2 separate regions of the Mus musculus genome follow, and region 1 is linked to region 2. The links are chromatin contacts, found by Hi-C or POLR2A ChIA-PET in ENCODE. All regions are on one chromosome and are shown on one strand. The core of a region is the stretch at or near the end of the contact, and the rest is flanking DNA. Distances in the headings are between cores, read along the strand shown. Region 1 holds the start of Slc18a1 (solute carrier family 18 (vesicular monoamine), member 1). Region 2 overlaps Lzts1 (leucine zipper, putative tumor suppressor 1).

Region 1 (6,711 bases), core at 1,728-4,227, 45 kb after region 2:
ATTAATGCAAAAGACTGTGAATAAGAAGGTCAGCCCTTTCCATGTCAATGAAAGTTCTCAAAATGAAAACCTAGCAGGGAAAACATCACACACCACCTTTTAACTCTCAACTCTATCTGTTTATCCTTCCTTAAGATAACCACAGGTAGTTAGAAAGAGATACCAGTTCAGAGTATGGCATCCAAAAACATCCATCAAACAGCAAAGCCACTGACAAATTATTACCCTTATGGCAACGGCAGACACTTGCTTACATTACACAAACAATTTATGGAGTAGCACTTAGAAACCATGATTTACTTAGAAGCTGAAAAACAGGATAGCTACAATACTGCATAGCAAGTTCCAATCCTGCCAGGGATACTGAGTAAAACAAACAAGCTGGGCATGAGAGTAATGACTTTAAACCCAGCACTCTGGAGGCAGAGGCAGAGGCAGGCAGGGCTCTGTGAGTTCCAGGCCTGCCAGGGCTATATAGCCGTTCTCAAATACACAAAACAAAACAAAAAACAACTTGCTCAATAATAAAAAAAAAAAACAAAAACACCCAAAAACAAAACCCCAGGAATTACGGAGATTTTAAAGAGCACTAGGCAGTGGTGGTGCACACCTTTGTACCCAGCGCTTGGAAGGCACAGGCAGGCAGATTGAGGCCAGCATGGTCTACAGAGTGAGCTGCAAGACAGCCAGAGCTACACAGAGAAACCTGTCTCAAATCATATTCATTCATATAGATGTATGTGTATATATATATATATACACACACACACATACACGCACATAGATATATGTACATATACAAATACATACACATACACATATATGTGTATGTGTATGTATATGTATATGTAGGGGGGGATGGAGTCTGTGAGCACACATAATCTATCAGATGATTAGTTCTTCCTTCTGCAGGGAAAGAGGTTGTTCAACACTAACACCATTAAGGATTGCGACATTGTTAAAGCAAAAACCATTGCACAATAAACCCTAGCTCTTTAGGCACCACCTTCATAGCAAAACAAATGCTAAGAAAGCCATTCCTTCAATTGTGCAAGACCAGAGAACTAACCTGAACATGCTCTAGAAGTAAAGCAAGGAAAGTCACTTGTGGTTTTTGCTAGGGATCTGCTTTGTGACATAAGAAACTTAAGGTTAGCTTGGCTGGGTCAAGAAAAGTGAACCCAACCAAGCTCATAGTATTTTGCTCTAATAGCTTTGAAGATATTGTTGATCTTCCTTAACGTTTAAAAGGGCAAAGTTTTTTTTTTACCTTGTGATGTCAGAAAGTCAAATGATGTGCTCCAGATTAGTTACTAATTTCCAGCCTGAATATTTTACTTTCCGTTTCTTTTTAACAGCCTGAGTAATTTCTTATATTATGTACATATAATATCTAGAATTTTTAATAATCCTGAAGTTGTTTTAAAACAGGATCTGATTTTCACAGGGCAACTGCCAAAATTACTCCAAAGAGTGTGTATCAATTAATTATAATTATTTTGATAGTATCATCAAACTTTAATAATAAAAAATTGAGTTAATATTTAAATTTGACTAAAAATGTGGCAAAAATAGTAAAAGATGATATTTAAATGCAGTATACCAACTCCCTTTTAAAAACCCTATCCATATTAAAAAAAAAATACACGCTTAACTATTAGGACAAATTGAATTCCAAGTTATAGGATTTACAGAGCACTTCCTAAGTCAGACACTGTGAACTTGGGGATACAAAGATGCAACTTTTAGAGACAGCTTAGTCAGCAGAATCCTCCTATGAACAAACTCTTCAAATATTGGCCAAGCACATGGATATGGTGGAGAAACACTACTCATCCCTGAAGGGCTTAAGACCTTCGCCATGGAGTAGTCGACACTCCCTGAATTGGCTCTGAATGACTTGTTATATGGAAAGAGACTACTATAACCTTGTAACATTTTTCCCTTAGAAGCCACACCAGTGTCTATGTGCTCTGCTCAGAGCAAAGCATACATATCAAATGCAATTCTAGAGATTCTGTAATTCTCAGGTATAAATCTGTCAGTTTTCCCGACGTTTCCTTGGGCTCACATGAACCCCTAACAGGCATTCTCTAATTTTAACAATTATTCTAAAAAAATGCTTAAAAGGCACACCTCAGCAATCCACTCTCCAATGTGTGTGTGTGTGTGTTTTTTTTTTCCCTTCCCCTCGCTGCAGTGTTATCACATGACCCACTGACAGCTCAGGACAGGATTAGTCAGGCTGGAGGGCGCCTAGCTAAAACCCTTCAGCTGAAACGCTTTTAACCAATGAGCCACCCACAGAGCCAAGCTGCCAATTAACCTGTGCAAATGGAACCTTATTTTCAGGAAAACAACAGATACTTAAAAAAGAGGAAAAAAAAAAGTCTTCTTTCAAAGCTCTCTGCCTGGCTTTAAGGGAGCCGTGAAGAGGTTTGATTCTATACAACCGAAAGCTTCAGCCAACAAGAGCCATTTGGGAATGACTGGCTTGTCTAAACATGGCTTATTGAGGTCTTTTATGATCACTACACTTAAGCCTATGAACATAACAGTGGAAAGCAACCTTCCATTTAACTGCGTTTGGTTAGCTGGTCAGTAAACGAATAAACAACAGAAGACCAAGCAAAGGATTAAGAAACTCGATTTTTGGTTCCTCTTTTCCCAATAATTAGATGTCTGAAGCCAGGCATGGCTTCTCCTTTCCAGAACCTTAGGCGTCTCGCCTGTAAAACGAGAGGGTGGGACTGCACGACTAGGGTATTTTTCAGCTCTAAGGTTCTCCGGTATCTAGGTGTCCTCCAGTGAAGCGGTTCCCTACAGAATAAGCCACATCTCCCTCTAGCCGCGGGGCCTGCCCACATCAGCGATGACATTACACCTTCTGCACGGTCCACCTGCCCAGAGGTCCACGGGGCAAAGGGGGACGGAGTAGGCGTTCCCTCGACCCGAAGACATTTAAATGAGGCCAGGAGCAGATGAAGACAGTGACAAGAAGTGGCCCTCAGAGACAGACCAGTGTCTGACAATACCCAGAGAACTCGGAGCGGGTAGGGCAATCATCAGGAGCCCACTTAGCCCATGGGAAGGTTCCAGTCGGTGCTCTCACGCTCGGCCCACCGAAGTCACGGAAAAGCTCACGCAAAGCTGGAGAGGTGCTTGTGAACTGAGCGATGGGGGAAATGAATCCCATTCCCTCCCCGCTGGCTGAACAGGTGAGAGCACAAGCCAAGGGCTTGGTGGACACGCTCACTTTCCCGTACTCACTGAGACGAGGCTGGGATAGGTAGTTCCGGCTCACCGCCAGCGCCTGCTCCCGAGCTCCGGCCATCGGCCCACCGGTGGGCACGGGCAGTTCGGGTGCGGCCCCGTTCACGATTCCCCGCATCGCTCGCAACGCCATCTTGTCTCCTCCGTCCCGACTGGCCCCGCAGCAGCGCGGCGCAGGCGCACATATAGCAGGGAGGCCCGTGCGGCCGGCCCCACCCATGCGCGCTTCGAAGCTGCGGCAGAGGCCCCGCCCTCTCGGCGGCGCCCCGCCCCCAGACTCGTGACTGGAGCTCTGCGGGGGCGGTGCAGGGTGCGCGCGCATGCTAGGCGCATAGGGAGCTGACCAGAGTGCTGGGAGCGCGGATCTGAGGCTGGGAGCGGGAAAAGAGAAGCGAAAGGGGCCAGAGGGCAAAATTGACACAAGAGAGAGGATTCACGAGAAAAAGAAAGATTCATTGGAATGTAGGGAAGGAAGAGATAGGAAAACGTGCATAAGAAAATACAGACAACTGAGGTTCATAATCAAGCTGTGGAAAACACCTTGGAAAGCAGAAGATAGAAAACCTAGTCCCATGATTGGTAACTTTGTGTCGAAATTTATTTCAGTTTATCCTACTACCAAGTTCTTTTTTTTTCGTGGATCTTTTCGAACAGACTTGGCTTTCTTGCATATCCGAAGAGTATATGGTGTGGAAGACCACCTTAGGAACAGATTGGAAAACCAGTTAAGAGGTTAGAACGCACAAAGGGTTCTAGTTTCTTTTCTTTGGCTGTGATAAAATTAGCTAGCGGTTGGCTTGGTGTGATGGCGCAAGCCTTTAAACGCAGCACTCAGGAGGCAGAGGCAGGAAGGTCTGAGTTCCAGGGCAGCCAGAGCTACATAGTGAAACTATGTTTCAAAACAAAAAAAACAAAAAGAAAAACCAGCCTGTGAGAAACGAACAACACAGTAAATTGATTGTTGTTCTCTTTACAATATAAGAACAGAAGAGGAAAACAAGAACTTTGCTATGACGGAGCAACATACTGAAAAACTTCTTTGTGTTAGTTCCCCATAGATTTGTTGATAAATACACAAGAGGATGTCTAGACTGGCCTTCGGTAAGGTTTATAACTTATCAGTTTGGGAAGCATGGATCTTTGCCTCATTCACAAAATTACTATGTTGTTGTTTTGTTTTTAAAGATTTATTTATTTGTATGTATGTGAGCACACTGTTACTGTCTTTAGACACACCAGAAGAGGACTTCGGATCCCATCATGATGGTTGTGAGCCACATGTGGGTTCTGGGATTTGAACTCAGGAAGATCAGCCAGTGCTCTTAACCGCTGAGCCACCTCTCCAGCCCAATTACTATGTTGTTATAAAATTCCCTTTGGGCTATATATGTGAGGTATGTATGGAATATAAATGAGTTTTATCTATAGACTTACAGCCTATATACAAGACATATTATGTAAATATTTCACAATTAAAAAAAAAAGAAATTTGAGAGGCTGGAGAAATGGCTCAGTGGTTAAGAGCACTGACTGCTCTTCCAGAGGTCCTGAGTTCAGTTCCCAGCAACCACATGGTGGCTCACTGATGATAAGTTATAAACCTTACTGAAAGCCAGTCTAATGGGGTCAGATGCACTCTTCTGGTGTGTCTGAAGACAGCTACAGTGTACTCATATACATAAAATAAATAAATCTTTTAAAAATCTTTTTAAAAAAAGGCAAAATAAGAAATTTGAGATCTAAAGCATTCCTGCTCCCAAGCATTTCAACTAAAAGTCAGTCAGCTGATGTTACAAATGAAGTAAATGTAGCCAGGTTACCTAAGTCTACTTTGAGTGCATCTCAGGTCCCTATGTAACAATCCTTCAATCCTCGATAAAATTGCTGGAAGTATTAAAAGAGGTAATTGAATGTAAACAGAGAGTTCTATATAGTTCTTTTTTAAAAAGTGAATCCTCTAAAGATTTATTTATTTATTTTAATTATATGAGCATACGGTCACTGTCTTCAGACATATCAGAAGAGGGCATCAGATCCCATTACAGATGGATGTGAGCCACCATCCACCATGTGGTTGCTGGGAACCTTTGAAAGAGCAGTCAGTGCCTTTTTTTTTTTTTTTTTTTTTTTAGATTTATTTATTATTAAACACAAGTACACTGTAGCTGACTTCAGGTGCACCAGAAGAGGGCGTCAGATCTCATTACGGGTTGTTGTGAGCCACCATGTGGTTGCTGGGATTTGAACTCAAGACCTTCGGAAGAGCAGTCAGTGCTCTTACCCACTGAGCCATCTCTCCAGCCCAGTCATGTAGTTCTTTTAAACTTTTTATGGTTTGGAATTTTTTTGCATGTGTATAATACATTTTGATCAAATCTACTCCCCAATTCTCTTTCCTCCAATTCTTACTCCATCTCCTGCCATTCTATGCCTCCCAAGTTCATGTCCTTTTTAAGTCTACCGAGTCAACTTTGTGCTGCTTGTATGTGCCTGGGTATAGGACCATCTGCACAGGTGACTTCTTTTACTTCCTTTACACCTCAGGACTGCGAGGGTAGCTGGCCCAGGCATAGAGAATGTGGCCTGAGCAGGAAACTTGGAGTCAGCAAGCCTGGCTTCAGTGTCTGTTTGAGTACACAATGTGACCTTGGGACAGCCATTAGTTCCTTCTGTCTCTCACTTGCCATCTGTGAACGGGAAATAGTTTATGTAATATAGCTTTTAAGAATGTAGTTAGTTAGTTTTTTTGAAACACTTTTTTGTAGACCCAGCTTGCCTCAACTTTCCTCTGGAGCTATAGAGGGAGCTTGGCCTTGAACTCTTGATCCACCTGTCTCCAATGCCCAAAGCTGGTATTATGAGCATGGTCCTCTAGGCCTGCTCTTCTTAAGGATTTAAAATGAAGAAAAAGGCTAGTAGCACCAGAAACTCTGGTACAAATGTGAAATTGTATTTCATTGCAAATATTTATTGAGGAAGAAAAATTAAGGAAGGGAAGGCAGGAAGAGCTCATGCCAGTGACTAAAGTTTCCCCATAGAATGTGAATCTTTCTTTATTGAATGGAAAATACCACTCAGGTGTAAAATACTGAGTTTCCTTATGTGAGTGTCCTTTTTAGAGGACTAATTTATAATTGTTAGATTTTTAGAAAGGAGAAATACAAGATATTTCTCTCCAATTTGCAGTTGGTGAAACAGAAGTCTCAGAAAGTAAAGTGATTTCCCTGTGCTTTGAGCTTCTTAGACTGTAAGCAATGCCTGTTGACTCCATAACTTCCATGCACACATGTTTTGCCTAGCTCTTCTGTATAAATTCAGATCAATCTACAAAGACCCCAGATACAAATTATCAACGAGGAATTTTGGAACATCAAATTAGTTCTAAGATGAGTGAGTGCATCTGATCCAAAGAGAGAGTACAAGCCCAGGCTCTCACCT
Region 2 (6,728 bases), core at 3,060-5,559:
GGCAGGAGCTAGAGAGCCTAATGAAGGAGCAGGACCTGCTGGAGACCAAGCTGAGGTCCTACGAGCGGGAGAAAACCAACTTCGCCCCTGCACTGGAGGAGACCCAATGGGAGGTAAGACAATGGGAGGTAACGTCCTGCCGGGGCTTTGCTGACACCTGCCATGTCCATGCTGGCAGAGCAGTATCAACACTGAGTGCTCAGGCCAATGCAGCTAAAGACAGCTTTATGACCAAGGAAGGGACTCCTGAGTGAAGTAGCATGGGAATGCACTGAGTCAGCTCTGTGTTTCCCGCCCATTCCATCATATTATCCTCACGGCCCTCAGTCATTGGACATAGCCTCATCTTTGATGGGAAAGCCAAAGCCCAGACAATGGAGGCTCGGCCAGGCTGCCTAAGGGCTGACCTCACTTATGGGAGACACCTGTGCTTGTCTGGTTGAGGACCCGAGGGAAGGATCAGGCCTATTTGGTGCTTTGGGGTAAAGAGTCCTAACCTTGGCCGTTAGTGGTAGGTCTCAGTGATGGGGTTGCCCTTCTTTTCTTGGCGTAAGTGCAAAGTCTGCTTGGTCAGCTGAGATTTGAACACAGGGGAGGGAGAAAAAGGACAAACACCTGGTCACATTCTTGGGACAGGTTTTGCTGTTCTGTTTTTGTATCATACTAGGAGTTAAACCCAGGGCCTCACGTTTATTTGCTAGAGAAACACTCCACCAGCCCTCTAGTCACTTTGGAATGACTCATGTGAGTCTGGCCTAGCTGGAGAGCAGTCAGGGTCCCCACATGTTTCCTGCTAGTAGGAGAGCATCCCTGAGTAGTACACCCACACACACACTCCCAGCAGGCCCAGGCAGGCAGGGATAGTATGTGTACATCCGTGCTGTTGTTCACTCCAGAGACTTCTCTGTAAGGAAAGATGAAGATGTTCTATTCATATGGATTAGCATCAGGTCTGGATGGAGTGGCTCACTATCAGCACCACTGCCCTGACTGCTAAGAGCTTCCTGTCCTCCCACCCTGTGAAGTGACAAGTAGTCACAAGAAAGGTGGAGAAAGGAACATTTTTTTGCATCTCAGAGATAAGTACTGGGAGTTGACCTTTGTCATTCATCCTTATGGTCCAGTCTGGAACTAAGTGGATATTGCCATGATCTCAGTCCCACCTCGGCTTGTCAGTATACTTAGCAAAACAGCAACGATGACGATGATGATGAAAGGGTAATAACTAATGACAGAAATATTGTTATAAATCCATTTAATTTACAGAGACTTTAGAAAATGCTATGTTCTTCCATCTAATCCTTATAATCATATTGTGATGTAAGAATGTTACAGTTTTTCAGTTTGTAATTAAGGAAACTGACACACCAATTAGCTATGATAGCTGGCTAAGTGATTTGGCCAGCATCTTATACATATAAAATATAGATGCTAAGATTCAACTATAAGAATATGGGCCAGAAGTTCACATTTTTACTATTTATTGGGGGAAGGGACATGTACATACTACAGCCCAAATGTGGAGGTCAAATGCCAACTTTTCAAAGATGGTTCTTTCTTTCCACCATGTGGGTCTCAGGGATGGAACTCATCAGGCATGGAGACAAACATGTTTTTGCCCTGTGAGCCATTTCAGCTCTTTTTTAGTCAGAACTGGGAAGAGGTATCTGAGACAGGCTTAATATGTATAGGCTGGTGTGTACTACCACTCCAAACCATAGCATGACCCCAAATAATGCTTATGGCCTCAAAGTGCCAAAGCCCCAGAGACACAATGATCTGACCCAACTCCAGTCCAACTTTGAGGATCAATGGATGTTGAAGTGGTGGAGAAGCCAGGAAGGGAGGAAGACCACAGTTCATTGTTTGGCAGATGGATACTGGACATGGCCTGTGGGCCAGGTTGTATGGCTAGCTTTTGGGGCATAATAGGACAAGGTGAAATGGTCCTACCTGAGAGATGAATGCAGGGTTAGGTAAGGTTTGGGTGTTTGCTCCCTGAGGCCAGTATCCCTGGTGTTAAAGGTAGGTAGGTGGTAGAGCTGGAAGCAGTGGATAGAGTAAGCAGGTGATTACTGAGTTGCCTAGAACCTTGGGTTTGGCATGCGGAGCCTGAACCGGACGTGAGGGAGGCACTTGGAAACGCATGCAAGAAAAACAGGTTGTCTACTTGCAAAAGAACTGTTTGTGGTGTCTTGTCAGGAGCAGCCTGAACTCTTTAGGAAATAGTGATGTCATCTTGGTTCGGATAGTGCCAATCACTTCTGGCATTGATTCTCACCCTTCCTCACCCCACCCTTGACAGGTGTGCCAGAAGTCAGGTGAGATCTCTCTTTTGAAGCAACAGCTCAAAGAGTCCCAATTAGAGGTGAACACTAAGGCCAGCGAGATCCTCAGTCTGAAGGCACAGCTGAAGGATACCCGGGGCAAGCTGGATGGAATGGAGCTGAAGACACAGGACTTGGAGAGTGCCCTGCGCACCAAAGGGCTGGAGCTGGAGGTCTGTGAGAACGAACTGCAGCGCAAGAAGAATGAGGCAGAACTGCTGAGAGAGAAGGTGAACCTTCTAGAACAGGAGTTGATGGAGCTACGGGCCCAGGCTGCTCTGCATCCGGCACCCCTGGGGCCTCCAGGGGTTGGGCTCACTTTCTCAGAGGACATCCCTGCTCTGCAGCGGGAGCTGGATCGGCTGCGGGCCGAGCTGAAGGAGGAGAGGCAAGGCCATGACCAGATGTCCTCGGGATTCCAGCATGAGCGGTTGGTGTGGAAAGAAGAGAAGGAGAAAGTGATCCAGTACCAAAGGCAGCTGCAGCAGAGCTACTTGGCCATGTACCAGCGCAACCAGCGTCTAGAGAAGGCCCTGCAGCAGCTGGCCCGTGGGGATGGTCCAGGGGAACCCTTTGAAATTGACCTGGAGGGAGCTGACATCCCCTACGAGGACATCATAGCCACTGAGATCTGAGGGGCTGCCTAGGGGTGGAGGGCTGGGGACTGGACCCAGAAAGCAGGGAGGGCTGAGCCTGTTCAAAGAGACATTTTGAGCCCCTCTGAGAGAAGCCACCTCTGGGGCCAGATGGTGATTAGGGGTCACCACATAGCCTTTCTCCCCTCCTGCCTTTTTCAGCCTAACTAACCCTGCTGCTTATAACACCTTGATCTGCTAACCCCAAGCTCTCCTAGAGATGTGCTCAGGGAGCTGGTTGAGGTTTCTCTCAACTTTGGTCTCATTCAAAGTAGTGAGAAAAACACTCCATCAGGAAAGGGAGCAACTGCCATACAGGCCAACTGGCCACCTAAGGACAGAAACATTTTCCCTGTCACCCCTGAGCCCCTACGATCCCCTGGTCATATTGGGGTGCCTTTGGGAATAGAAAGAAGCCATGTGTAACCAGAAGCCTTGGACCCTGCCTTCACTACAGCCTGTTCTTCTGTCTGTGGAGGTGGAGGAGTTGTGTCGCCACATAGTTGAGCCAGCAAGTCATGGGAGCAAGGGGTAGATGGACAGTCCGGCACTACAGAACCGTCATAGGTCTCAAGAGGTCTGGGTGGGAGGTGAAGGGAGAGAACCAAAGCAGATAGGGAATCGAGTCTAAAATGAGCTGCGTAGCCCCTTTGACCTCAGTGACCACTGTTTTTAAAGCCATAGGCATTGGGGTCCTGGGTGGGGTACAGGGAAATGACATAAGACATAGATTCCCAGCTGTGCCAGGATATCCTCCTCAGTAGCCAATGTGGAGTGGTTTTTTTTTTTTTTTTTTTTTTTTTTTCTGAACACCAGGTTCTTGCTTGGATCCAGAATAGCCCATCCACTTAGATAGTGTATATGGGATCTGGGCATTAGCCTCCCTTGTCTGTGGCCCAAGTCAGCAGTAGCTCTTCCCCTTATAGAATCTTCAGAGTCCATAGATTGGGAAGGGTCACTAGTGTGCCAATAGGCTGCAGTCCAGGTAGGAGAGATATGCGGTGCATACAAAGAGCCTTATAAATATCCCAAGCCACCCACTCTCCTCCCTCCATGTGGCGGCACCCCATGTTGTAAGAATTTAGTCTAGAAAGCAGCATGTGAGCCTGTGGGCGCCTGGCCTTGTCTTTTGAAGATATCCAGATCTAGGGGCAGAGGGAAGTGCAGTTGCTTAGTTGAAGGAATTATCTTCTCTCACCTTCCCCCTTCCATTCTGTGTTTTCCAAAGCAAGCCAGATCAAGCAGGCAGCCAAGCTGCTCCATATTCTATTTTTGGCCCTTACCACAGCTGTTGTTGGTAGGGCACCCAGCCCTTGCTGGATTCCTAAGCCATGTGCTTGCCTGGTGGGTGGGGCCCAGGATATAAGAGATGTAAGGGAGGGTCTACATGCTTGGTAGTCCAGGAACCAATCAGTGTTCTACCTCCCTAATGCTGGTCCTTAAGAGTCCCTGGGTGGATCCCAGCCCTAGTGACCTTGTCTTCCCATGGGCTTTTTTCCCTTCCTAGTGTCTGCAGGCTAGGTGCCTCCTCCATAGGTGGTCCTGCTTTCTGTTCCTGGGGTTAGGGTGGCCCTCTCCTGCTACTGACTTTCAATGGCACACAATCTCTGGTCTACCATTGCTCATAGTCACATGCTCATTTAAACCTGGAATCTGCAGGCCAAAGATGACTCCCCCAACATGCAGGGCCATACCCTTCACTGGGCACAGGTCACAGCCCAGTTTAAAAGCCCAGGCCTCAGTTCTTTGTTGTGTACCAGTCTGTGCCTTGTTTGAGTCCTTCCTATTGAGACTGTCCAACAGAAGGAAAGAAAGGTGGGGGTTAGCTGCTTCTCCCTAGATTGAAGGACTCCTTCCCCTGAAAGAACAGCCAGAAGTCCACTTCTGTGCCATGGAGTCCTTGCCCAGGAAGAAGCAGGCCTGTGCTCTGTATCTGCACAGGGTGCCTTCTACTCACCGGGGGTTCTGCTCACATCACTGCCCAGTAGCCCTGCCCTGATCATCTTTGAGACCTCTGCCTGGGAATTGTTTAACCTTTAAGACGGCAGATACCTTCCCAAGTCTGCTATCAGTCTGAGATCCCAAGGTAGCTCCAGGATGCAACTGTGCTATAACCTAACATCCTTGCCTGCCTTCCTGTGTGCTTTCTTTCCTTTTCTGTCCTAAAGCATCCTCACAGTTTGTGGTCCATGCCCATGATGGATGGCTAGATGGAACAGTGACTCAGGTGTGCGGGTTCAGGGCAGACGAGTAGCCTGTCTTGCTTTGTCTCTCGGACCCATACTGCATCCCAGAGGTGTCTGGTTCCAGAGTGTTGCTGCTCTCTGAAGGAAGAAAGGGCCTTGTAGTGTCCAGACTCCCACAGGGCACCTCCCTGCTTGATTTTGTCCTCTCTAGGTACACTTGAGCTTTAGCATGATGACATTTCAGGGGTCTTGGCATCACTTCTCTGAGTGACACTTGCTGATCTGCTCGTCCCTGGCTCCAGCTTGGGCTGTGTCTCAGGTAAGAGAGATGTCCACGGGAAAGCCAGGCTGGACCAGAGATTTCCCTAGGACCTGAGATCTCCTCAGATGCCACCTAAGGCCACAGTGCCCCTCAGTGGAGACTGCTTTCTTTCCCTTTTGAGCACTGGAGCCCTCAGCAGGCTGCTTCGGATGGACTGGCGTTTGGAAGACTACGTACACAGTTCTTTTTCTCTTCCTTGTTTCTGGTTTGCTTTGCTCTTGATGGCTTCATTTTGTTTTATTTTTGAAGTTCTTTGTCGGCTCTGTAAACTATTTCTGCTAATTTTATGTTTTTATTTATGAATAAAGAATGCCATTTCTCATGTCTTCACGGTCACTTTTGTCTCTTCAAGCTAATCTCTGCTCCTCTACTATGATATGCAGGCAACTCCTGGTGGTCTCTCCTTTTGGAACCACAAAGCCAGTGTCCCTTTGTCCCTTTGTGCCAGCTGGGGTGCTCCTCACTTAGACCCCTTGAGGAAGGCAGCCCTGTGACCTGGGGAACCTTCACCAGTCTGGTGATCTTACTTGTGACATGGTCAGCCTCTGGGCTGACCCAGAGGGGAGGAGGGAGGAGACCAGGGGGCAGTGACTTCAAAAGCCTGCCCCTTCCTAACCCCAGCCTCTCCCCTCCTCCCTCCACCAGCTGCTAGCCTCCTGGCCAGCCTTTGGCCCAGTGCATATGGCTTTTTGGCAAGGAAGTAGAGTAACTATTGTCACTCCTCCAGGCCCCTAGGTGAGAGTGCTGTTAGTACAGCCACCATCTGTCCTGCCTGCCTGGTACTAACTACTCCCTTCCACCACCACCACCACCACCACCACACATACACACACTCTCTCTCTCCAGTTCACCTTGATGGGCATTCCCAGTTTTGAATTCAAATCCTAAACCCGAAAGATAGCCACTATGGTAACAGAAGAGAGAGGGATACATAGAGAGATTTAAAGGCCTATAGGTATAAAACAATGCCTCTGGGGAAGAGAAGGTCAGTGAAGGCTGCAAGAGCTCTTCCTAGCCCCAGCTAGGACTGTGCTATTCTTAAGAGCCTTACAGGAACGTGACACTGGATGACTGGCTCCTCCTTTTCACTGGGGGCAGGTCCAGAGGAATTAGGCAGGACAGCCGAGCTGCCAACTTTAGCATAAGCTCAAAAGTCTTGGCAGCTTCCACTTTAACATTCTTGGGAGCCCTGGGTTGCCACGTCAGAAACCTCTTATTCTGCTGTGCAAGAACGTACACCAGCATCACAGCCAGAACC

Evidence for each region. Hi-C counts contacts between places; a loop is a spot of excess contacts on that map. ChIA-PET counts read pairs that join two places held with the same protein, here RNA polymerase II (POLR2A).
Region 1: a map of gastrocnemius shows a loop between it and region 2 (6-fold over the local background). The contact joins the promoter of Slc18a1 here to the enhancer-like site in region 2. A Hi-C loop is called at or near these places in 1 of 37 maps with a recorded cell type or tissue (gastrocnemius). POLR2A ChIA-PET finds 5 or more read pairs at or near these places in 3 of 5 experiments (all embryonic stem cell).

Annotation. Positions count from the first base shown.
Region 1 is chr8:69,085,488-69,092,198 of GRCm38, reverse strand. It overlaps Slc18a1 (solute carrier family 18 (vesicular monoamine), member 1), which reads left to right and starts at 2,977. Exons shown (of 17, transcript NM_153054.2): 1 at 2,977-3,218. It overlaps Atp6v1b2 (ATPase, H+ transporting, lysosomal V1 subunit B2), which reads right to left and starts at 3,463. Exons shown (of 14, transcript NM_007509.3): 1 at 3,271-3,463. The coding sequence starts at 3,406.
Region 2 is chr8:69,131,737-69,138,464 of GRCm38, reverse strand. Lzts1 (leucine zipper, putative tumor suppressor 1) reads left to right here. Exons shown (of 4, transcript NM_001370971.1): 3 at 1-113; 4 at 2,306-5,806. The coding sequence ends at 2,962. Among named protein-coding and RNA genes, the nearest start is that of Gm39187, 22 kb to the left of the region's middle. Within about 2 kb of position 4,309, at least 1 of the 3 ENCODE cell types and tissues checked has a DNase peak (open chromatin) inside an H3K27ac peak, as active enhancers do.